Regions from separate parts of the Homo sapiens genome. Here regions 1 and 3 are each linked to region 2. Evidence: chromatin contacts called from ENCODE Hi-C or POLR2A ChIA-PET data. All regions are on one chromosome and are shown on one strand. The core of a region is the stretch at or near the end of the contact, and the rest is flanking DNA. Distances in the headings are between cores, read along the strand shown. Region 1 holds the start of FN3KRP (fructosamine 3 kinase related protein). Region 2 holds the start of FASN (fatty acid synthase). Region 3 holds the start of WDR45B (WD repeat domain 45B).

Evidence for each region. A loop is a pair of places that touch in the nucleus more often than their neighbours do. ChIA-PET counts read pairs that join two places held with the same protein, here RNA polymerase II (POLR2A). Pooled maps may share reads with other maps.
Region 1: a pooled map shows a loop between it and region 2 (15-fold over the local background). The contact joins the promoter of FN3KRP here to the promoter of FASN in region 2. A Hi-C loop is called at or near these places in 1 of 37 single-sample maps with no recorded cell type and 7 of 50 pooled maps. POLR2A ChIA-PET finds 5 or more read pairs at or near these places in 1 of 52 experiments (PC-3).
Region 3: a loop to region 2 is called in a map with no recorded cell type, with 36 times the contacts of the local background. The contact joins the promoter of WDR45B here to the promoter of FASN in region 2. A Hi-C loop is called at or near these places in 5 of 37 single-sample maps with no recorded cell type and 14 of 50 pooled maps. POLR2A ChIA-PET finds 5 or more read pairs at or near these places in 1 of 52 experiments (PC-9).

Annotation. Positions count from the first base shown.
Region 1 is chr17:82,715,322-82,718,021 of GRCh38, reverse strand. It overlaps FN3KRP (fructosamine 3 kinase related protein), which reads right to left and starts at 1,316. Exons shown (of 6, transcript NM_024619.4): 1 at 1,126-1,316. The coding sequence starts at 1,266. LOC101929552 (a long non-coding RNA gene) reads left to right here and starts at 1,769. Exons shown (of 2, transcript NR_136400.1): 1 at 1,769-2,455. RefSeq lists silencers at 990-1,079, 1,160-1,239, 1,260-1,499.
Region 2 is chr17:82,096,753-82,099,513 of GRCh38, reverse strand. It overlaps FASN (fatty acid synthase), which reads left to right and starts at 1,278. Exons shown (of 43, transcript NM_004104.5): 1 at 1,278-1,393. RefSeq lists silencers at 106-1,585, 1,656-1,845, 1,866-2,075, 2,136-2,185 and an enhancer at 2,054-2,761.
Region 3 is chr17:82,647,126-82,649,934 of GRCh38, reverse strand. It overlaps WDR45B (WD repeat domain 45B), which reads left to right and starts at 1,491. Exons shown (of 10, transcript NM_019613.4): 1 at 1,491-1,661. The coding sequence starts at 1,595. RefSeq lists enhancers at 899-968, 1,347-1,846 and silencers at 1,259-1,328, 1,929-1,978, 1,989-2,038.

The DNA of each region.
Region 1 (2,700 bases), core at 67-2,566, 620 kb before region 2:
CTTTCTTTTTCTCCTGAGACACACACCACTGCCCTGCCCACTCTCCCATCCTCACCTGGGGCTCCACCCTTACACACACACAGACACACAATACATACACACAACATACAAACATTACAAACATACACACATACAACGTACACACACACAACATACACATAGACACACACACTCTCCTCGTGCTCCTGACTTCCAGCTGTCTTCATCCTTCTTTCAGTTCTTCAGAGTCCCCACCTCCTCAGCCTCAGAGCCCCACCACAGCTGCCATGTCACCGCTGCTAGGAACACTCTTTTTTTTTTGAGACGGAGTCTCATTCAGTCACCCAGCAGGCTGGAGTGCAGTGGCGCGATCTCGACTCACTGCAACCTCTGCCTCCTGGGTTCAAGCGATTCTTCTGCCTCAGCCTCCCGAGTAGCTGGGATTACAGGCGCCCGCCACCACGCCCAGCTAATTTTTGTATTTTTAATAGAGACGGGGGTTTCACCTTGTTGGCCAGGCTGGTCTCGAACTCCTGACTTCGCGCTCCACCCACCTCTGTCTCCCAAAGTGCTGGGATTACAGGCGTGAGCCACCGCGCCCGGCCCGAGAATGAGTCTAACAGAAGGACAGAGCATGCCAGGGTGTGGTGAGGCGCAGCAGCTGGCCTGGGGGCAGCACCTTCGCCCCGTTTCACAACGTACTGACCGAGGCTCACGGGGGATGGACACCTCCAGAGTCACTTAAGCTGAGGACTTAAGCAGCTTCCCCGGCTAGAACGACCCCACTTAACCAGCACCGCAGGGCAGGAACCCCGGGAGCAAGACTGCAGCAGCCAGTCCCGCCCCATTTCACGTAGCGCCCCCGAGAGAAAGTTCACGGAGAACAGGAGGTGTGGGGCGGCCGCGGTTCCTGCTCCGGACAGTTCCCCGCAGGTGCAAACTCCTCCGGACGCCCCGGACGCTTCCGCCGCCCCCGTTCACCGCTCGCCCCGCGCAAAGGGTTCCCCGCAAGGGGCGGCGGCGGCAGTCCCGGGAGAGCCACCCACGGCCTCCGGCGGGAGAAGCCCAGGCCGCGCCCCGCGCCGAGGCCCGCGACCCTCTCCGGAAAGAAACCGGTCCCCCGGCCCGCCCGACCCGCTGCCTGACCTCCGCCTTGGGGTTCACTTTCACGAACACTCGTCCTTGATCCGTGTCGTAGCTCCGGCCCTGGCTGATGCACCCGCCCCCCGAGTGGCCCGTGGCCCTGACAGAGCTGCAGCCCAGCTCGCGCCTCAGGAGCTCCTCCATGTTCCCGCCGCGGCCGCGGACCCGCCCCGGATCTGGCGGAGACTCGAGAGACGGCGGCCGAGCGGGCAAACATGAGTCCGCGCGAGGATTGGGCGGGGGGCGGGTGGGGGCGGGGCCCGGCCGCAGAGACAAGCGCTAGGATTGGGTGGCGGGAAGGGGCGGGCGTGGCCGCAGAGATGAGCGCTGGGATTGAGGGGCGGGAAGGGGAGGGGCCGGGAGGCAGGTAGGCGCGGGGGATTGGGTGGGGGTGAGATGACGTCAGGGGGCGGGGCCTGACCGACCCCGACCCAGACGGTTTGGGTTCAACTCTCCTGCACAAAATAAGTGGAAATGCTGATGGAAATAGTTAGAATATATTTTCTAAAGAGCTGACCCACTAGCAAGGGGCATCAGCCCAAGGTCTGGGTGCCGGGAGCCCAGAATGTTAAGATTGCTTTCGCCCGGGCGTTTGCTGAACCCGAGGAACAGAGCTCCTGATGTGGGGAGTGGCGGGCGCGCTCGGGGTGCACGTGCAACGGAGACACCGCCCCTAAACCTGGGGCCCTGAGGCTAACAGCTAACAGTGGCCCTGCCGTTACGGCCAGTGTCAGGTGCCAGCTGGGCTGGACCAGGAATTCCCAGAAACCTGGCAAGGCATGATTTGGGGTGGGTCGTGCTGAGGGCCACACCATCCGCTTCCCCGCTTCTGAGGCCTTCCGACCTGGGCTGAGCCCGGCTACCCGAGTCCCGGGGTCTCCGGCTCACAGACTTCTCGGCCTCCGTAATTGCAAACGCCAGCTCCCCCAGTCCATCTCCTGTCCTGGATCTACGTCTATATCCTACTGGATCCGTCTCTCTGGAGAACCCTAATACAGCTGTCAACACAAGGATGAACTAACTACAAGAAGGCCTGAATAGGAACTCTCCCAGGGGACGAAGAGGTTTCAGCCTTCAGCAAAGGATGGTTCATAGAAACCGTTCGCATAGTCGGCCCTCCACGGACTGCAACCCTAGTTAATATTACCTACAGTAAACAAAAAATTCAAGTATAGATTTTAGTCTAAAGCAAATAGGAAATGTCGCTTCCCTGGACGTTGGGAGAAGCAAACACGAATCCTCTCCTGAGGCCGGAAGCGGTGGCTCACGCCTGTAATCCCAGCACTTTGGGAGGCTGAGGCGGGCGGATCATTTTATAACTATCTATTAAATGGTACATATGTGTGTGTTCACGCACTTTTCTGTGTGTATACCGCATTTCATAATTTTAAAAAGCAAAAAAGATTAGCGGGGCGTGGTGGCGGGCGCTTGTAATCCCAGATACTCGGGAGGCTGAGGCAGGAGAATCGCTTGAACCCGGGAGGCGGAGGTTGCAGTGAGCTGAGATCCCGCCATTGCACTCCAGCCTGGGTGACAAGAGCAAAACTCCGTCTCAAAAAAAAAAAAGGCAAAAAAGAA
Region 2 (2,761 bases), core at 29-2,528:
TCTCCGGTTCCCCTTCAGCGGCCCGGGCTTGCTGAGCCCTCAAAGTAGGACACGCAGCCAGAGACACCTGTGGCCTCACAAGGCCCGCTTGCCCCCCATGGGGTGCCTGGCCCCGCAAGCGCGAAGCGGTCAGAAAAGGGAGGCCGCGCTTCAGGGCTCAGGCCGCCCAAGGGGCCACGATTCGAGGAATCACTCGGGAGGGAGGGAGCGCGCGAGGGCCGGGCTGAGCCCCCGCCCGTGGGTGCGCGCCTGGAAAACTCGCAGCCTCCGCCCTGGGAAGTGGGGCAGCGGCTCCCTTTGTCCGCACCACACCAGGTGGGTGTCCCGGCCGACTCCGCTCGCCACGTGGCCGCGCCCCTCCCCTCCGCCGAGCTCCAGCGGCCTGGAGTGCGCTCGCCCGTTCGGCCCTGCGCCTCGTCCGGGTCCCCGGGAAGCTGCTAAGGAGGGGCCGTCGGGTGGGTGGACGTCCGTCTCGGGTCTGGGTTCCCCGCCGCACCCGCGAGGAAAACCGGGGATGCGCTGCGATGACCGGCAGTAACCCCGGCCGGGGCGCCCGCGGCCGGGGTCAACGCCCGCACTTGCGCCGCGGCCCGCGAGGCATCCGGGACCGCCCCGCCGCCCGCCCATCACCCTATCGCCTAGCAACGCCCACCCGCGCGCCGCCATTGGGCCGGTGCGAACACCCCTGGCGCCCGATTGGTTGCTGCTGCCGCCGCGCCGCGCAACGCCGCGCCCTCAGCCAGCTCCGCGCGGGCAGCGACGGCGGCGTGGAGTCGGCGGCCGAAGTGCGGGCACGCGGGTCCGTCCGTCCTTCCGCGCGCCTGTGGGTCCGAGCGCCCCGCCGCAGCCGGCTGGACCCCCGGTGTGGCCACGGGGTAGTCCCCAGTGTGGCCCAAGCATTCCCATCCCGCACACGTGGCCCCGGCGGACACGGGGGTCGGGGATGGCTCGGGAGGCGCGCCGCGGGCTCGGTCGCAGCCGCGTGCGCGTCGGGGCCCGCGGGGCGGGAGGCGGAAGTCGGGGGGCGGTGGTTTCCCGCCCGCCCCGCCCCCGGCGCTCCTCAGTCCCAGCCCCACCCCCCCAGGCGCGTTCCCGCGCAGGGTCCCGGCTCGGGCGGCGGCGCGCACGAGCATCACCCCACCGGCGGCGGCGCGCCGGGTCCCGGGGCGCAGCCCCGACGCTCATTGGCCTGGGCGGCGCAGCCAAGCTGTCAGCCCATGTGGCGTGGCCGCCCGGGGATGGCCGCGGTTTAAATAGCGTCGGCGCCGGCCTAGAGGGAGCCAGAGAGACGGCAGCGGCCCCGGCCTCCCTCTCCGCCGCGCTTCAGCCTCCCGCTCCGCCGCGCTCCAGCCTCGCTCTCCGCCGCCCGCACCGCCGCCCGCGCCCTCACCAGGTACGAGCAGCCGGCGCTGGGGCCGGGGCGCGGGTCGTGGTCGGGGCTGGGCCCGGGGTTCCCGGGGTGGCCCGGCTCCTCATCCTCCGCTCTCGGGGCGCGCGTGGCCCGGCCCCGTATCCAGGGGTCGCCTGGGCGGCCTGTCCGGGTCTCGGTGTTCGTGCCCCTTCGGAGGCGCCCGGGGCCCCGCGGAGTAGGTGGGCGGATGGCGGGGGAAGGACGCCGGGGAAAGCCACCAACAGCCGCCTTCGCTTCCCGTGGGGGAGGCCGCGGACCCTGAAGGGCCTGGAGGAGCCCCCGGCTCGGCCTCCCCGCGCCCACAAAGGCGCCGCCGCATCCTCCTCCCGGAGCCGCCCCGGAGCCGAGGCCCAGCCCGAAGGGGACGCCGCGAGGGAGGAACGGGGGGGCGCAGGGGCCGCGCCGGGACCGGCCTCCCCATCACGTGGCGCAGCCCGGCCGAAGCGCAGGGGTCCCGAGCAGCCCCCGCCCGGGGCGAAGGGAGGCCGGGCGCGCCGCGGTGTTCCCACCCCCTGCCTGGCCGTCGACCCCGCGTGAATAGCAAGCGGCGAGGACCCAGCGTGCGGGCCTGGAGCTGGCCCGGGGCAGCCAAGCCTCTGTGAATCGCAGCGGGTGGGAAGGCGGCCGCCTCCCTGCCGGGACGGCCCAAGGGAGGCCGCACTGCCGAGGGGCGGCGCGCGTATCAGGCCCTGGGGCCTCGTGCAAGTGGCCAGACCAGCGCTGGCCTCCGCCCCCTCCCCCCAGGGCCGCACCAGCCCTCATGCTGGAGGAGGAGCCGGCGGCCTGGGCACCCGTTCCGGGTCTTAGGGACCTGGGCTCCAGGGAGGGCCTCCTGTGGTGTGTGGGTTGGTATGGGGAGGCAAGCGTCTGTGGGTTCACCCGCGCAGGTGAAGGGTGCCAGGCAACACCTGCGTGTCCTGGCCAGGAGTGGTTCTCCAGGTTGGACCCTGCTGGAGGGGTTGGACTGGCTGGGTCGGTCCACAGTGGGGCAGGGGCCACCTTTCCCCCAGAGCATAGGCTATCCCCATTTCGTCCCTCCCCAGCCCTGGTGGCTCTTGGGCTGGCCTGGACAGCGGGCCCCCACCCCAACACGGGTGAGCATGGGTGCTGAGTACCCCCCTCTAGGGCTCCCAGCCACCTCCATGCCCCGGCTTTGGGACCCTGCCTCTCCATTTCTTTGATGGCCCTTAGCAGGCTGGCCACCTGAGGCCTTGTCCCCATCTCAGGTGACCCTGCCTGCTCCTCACTGTGAGCCCCCTGGTGCCCTAGGGATGGCCTGGGACAAGCTCCAGGAGCCTTGGAAGGCTGAGACTCAGGCGAGTGGAAGCCGACACAGGCGCAGAAACCAGT
Region 3 (2,809 bases), core at 242-2,741, 550 kb before region 2:
ACAGACGGGGTGGAGGCAGGTGGCTGCGAGGGGACAGTGTCAGGACCTCCTAGGAGATCAGGTGTGCTGCAGGGAACAGGGAGAGCCTAGGAGGGGACAGGAAAGTGAGGAGGGGGAGTGGAGAGGACTCCCTGGGCAAGAGACACGAGGGCCAGCACTCAGGCCTCCACAGCCATCCACTGCATGAGCCAAGCCCAGGGACAAAGCTCTGTGACCAGGATGCCCCCAGCAGCCTGACCCTAAGAGTTGAGAACTGTGCCCTGTGAGCAATGTGACCTGAGGGTCCCGGAGTCCTGCGGGGGCTGTGCTGTGTGAGGGCCACCTGTCCTTTAGGTGGGGTACTAAGGGGTTGTGTCCTCTATGGGCTGTGTCGTGGGGGGGCTGTGTGTCCTCTGGGGGGCTATGTGTCCTGGGAAGGTCCCTGTGTCCTGGGAAGGTCTCTGTGACCTGGCGGTCTGTGTGTCCTGGGGGGGCTGTGTGTCTTAGGGGGACCTCTGTGTCTTCTGGGGGAATATGTGCCCTGGAAAGGACTCTGTGTACTGGGGGAGGCTGTGTGTCTTAGGGGGGCTGTGTCCTGGGGGGGTTTCTGTGTCCCGGGGGGGCTGTGTGTCCTGGGAGTGCTGTGTCCTGGGGGACCTCTGTGTCCTGGGGGCACTGTGTGTCCTGGGGGGACCTCTGTGTCCTGGAGACTGCGTGTCTTGGGGGTCCTCTGTGTCCTGGGGGGTCTCTGTCCTGGGGACTGTGTGTCTTGGGCACCCTCTGCGTCCTGCAGGAGCTGCGTGTCCTGGGGGGGCTGAGTGACTTGGGGGCCCTCTGTGTCCTGGGGGTCTCTGTCTCCTGAAGGGGGACCCTAGTATTGTGGCGCTTCTGGGCTTGCCTCTCATGAGGGATGATGCACCGGGCCTCAGTTTTGGGTCAGCCTCCTTTACCGGCTCTCCCCCCTTCCTCCGACCGTCAGGTATCCGTGCCAAGCCCTCAACGGGCCATCCTCCTTCCCGCGGCGACCCCGCGCATGACAAGGCCAGACCCTCCCGCGAACGTGCTCTGCGCTCCCGCCTGGCCCCTCCCCGCCCCGCCCCTCCCCCTCCTCCCCGCCCCGCCTCGCTCCGCCCCTCCCCGCCTCCGCCCCGCCCCGCCCGCCCTGCCTCTCCCCGCCTTTCCTCGCCTCGCCCCGCCCCGCCCCGCCCCCTCCTCCCCGCCCCGCCTCGCTCCGCCTCTCCCCGCCTCATCCCGCCCCGCCCGCCCTGCCTCTCCCCGCCTCATCCCGCCCCGCCCGCCCTGCCTCTCCCCGCCTTTCCTCGCCTCGCCTCGCCTCGCCCCGCCCCGCCCCTCCCCGCCCTGCCTCGCCTCGTCTCGCCTCGCTTCGGTTAGATGCGCTCGGCGCTCCATAGGCTCCCTGGTGGGGCGCGGGCGCGCGCACGGACGTCCAGCACGCACGCACGCACGTCCAGCACACACGCACATCCAGCACGCACGCACGTACGTCCGGCACTTCCGGCCGCGGCGGCCTCAGCGCCGGCCCGAAGGGACCAGGCCGCCGTCCCCAGCGAGAGGCATGCAGCGCTGAGGAGCGGCGACCCAGCACGGCGGCGCCATGAACCTCCTGCCGTGTAACCCTCACGGCAACGGGCTGCTCTACGCCGGCTTCAACCAGGACCACGGTGAGGAGGCGCGGCCCTGTCGCCTTGCCCGGCCGGGCCTTCCCGCAGCCCGGGGTCCCCGGCTCTCAGGCCTCTCCTGGGCGCCCCTTTCCGGCCAGGCCTTCCACCCGGGACCCCGGCCCCGCCCGAGCTCCCCTCCGAAGCCCCCGGCCCCGGCCCTCGCCGCTGCTCCCAGCCCGAGCCGGGGTCCGGACCAGGCCCGAACCGGCTCCCACCTTCCTGGCCTTTCGCGCTCCCCCACCCCCCGGGTTGTGACCGCTCCCAGCCGGCCGTCCCGGGCCGAGGTCGAGGTCGGTGGGAGACGGCACAGAACCCCAGCCTCCTGCGCGGACGCCCCTCCCCGCGCGCCACGCCCACTCGGGTTCCCTGGCTCCCTGCGGGCTCCACGGTTATCGGGATTTTCCCCACAGCGTGATTGACGCCCTGCCCAGAACCCCGTTTTGCCCCCTGTTCCTTTCAGGGTCTTTAGTAGGTAGCCCGTGGCTGAGCTGACTTCGCTTGGGTTTACTGGAGCCGCGGAGCCGGCGTCTCCGACGCCTCTGGTGGCGAGTGGCGCGGGTGGGGTGCAGGTCTCACCTTTCCCGTCGGTTTCCATCGGAAAATGTCACTCTCCCCACCCCCACTCCCCGGGATTTTTCTTCGTGTTTGGTGGAGTCAAAGGACTTAAGGGAGGCCTTTGAGGGAAATCTTACTTCTTTTCCCATGTCGGAATCCAGGTGTAAGCACTGGATGATTTAAAGCGCCCAGGGAAGGTGACCTCCTTCCCCGCAGGTGCTTCGGAGCTGCGGGGGATGCGGCCGGGGCGGCGCGGTCGGATTCCCGCGGGAGGCGGGCGGGACCTGGATTCGGATGGTTGCCTCCTCACCTCCCATTTGAAGGGCGCGCTTCCCAAAGGTCCTGATGGGGAGGAAAAGGAATGTCCGTTATTCCGAGACAGGCTTCTGCGAGGCTTTACATGTTGGCTTTGGAAGTTTTGTTTTTGAAGAGAATCCAGGCAGGTGCTGTATGATCCCGTATATGTGAAGACAATTTTATTTATTTATTTATTTCATTTTGAGACGGAGTCTCATTCTGTCGCCCAGCCTGGTGCGATCTCGACTCACTGCAACCTCCTCCTCCCGGGTTCACGCCATTCTCCTGCCTCAGGC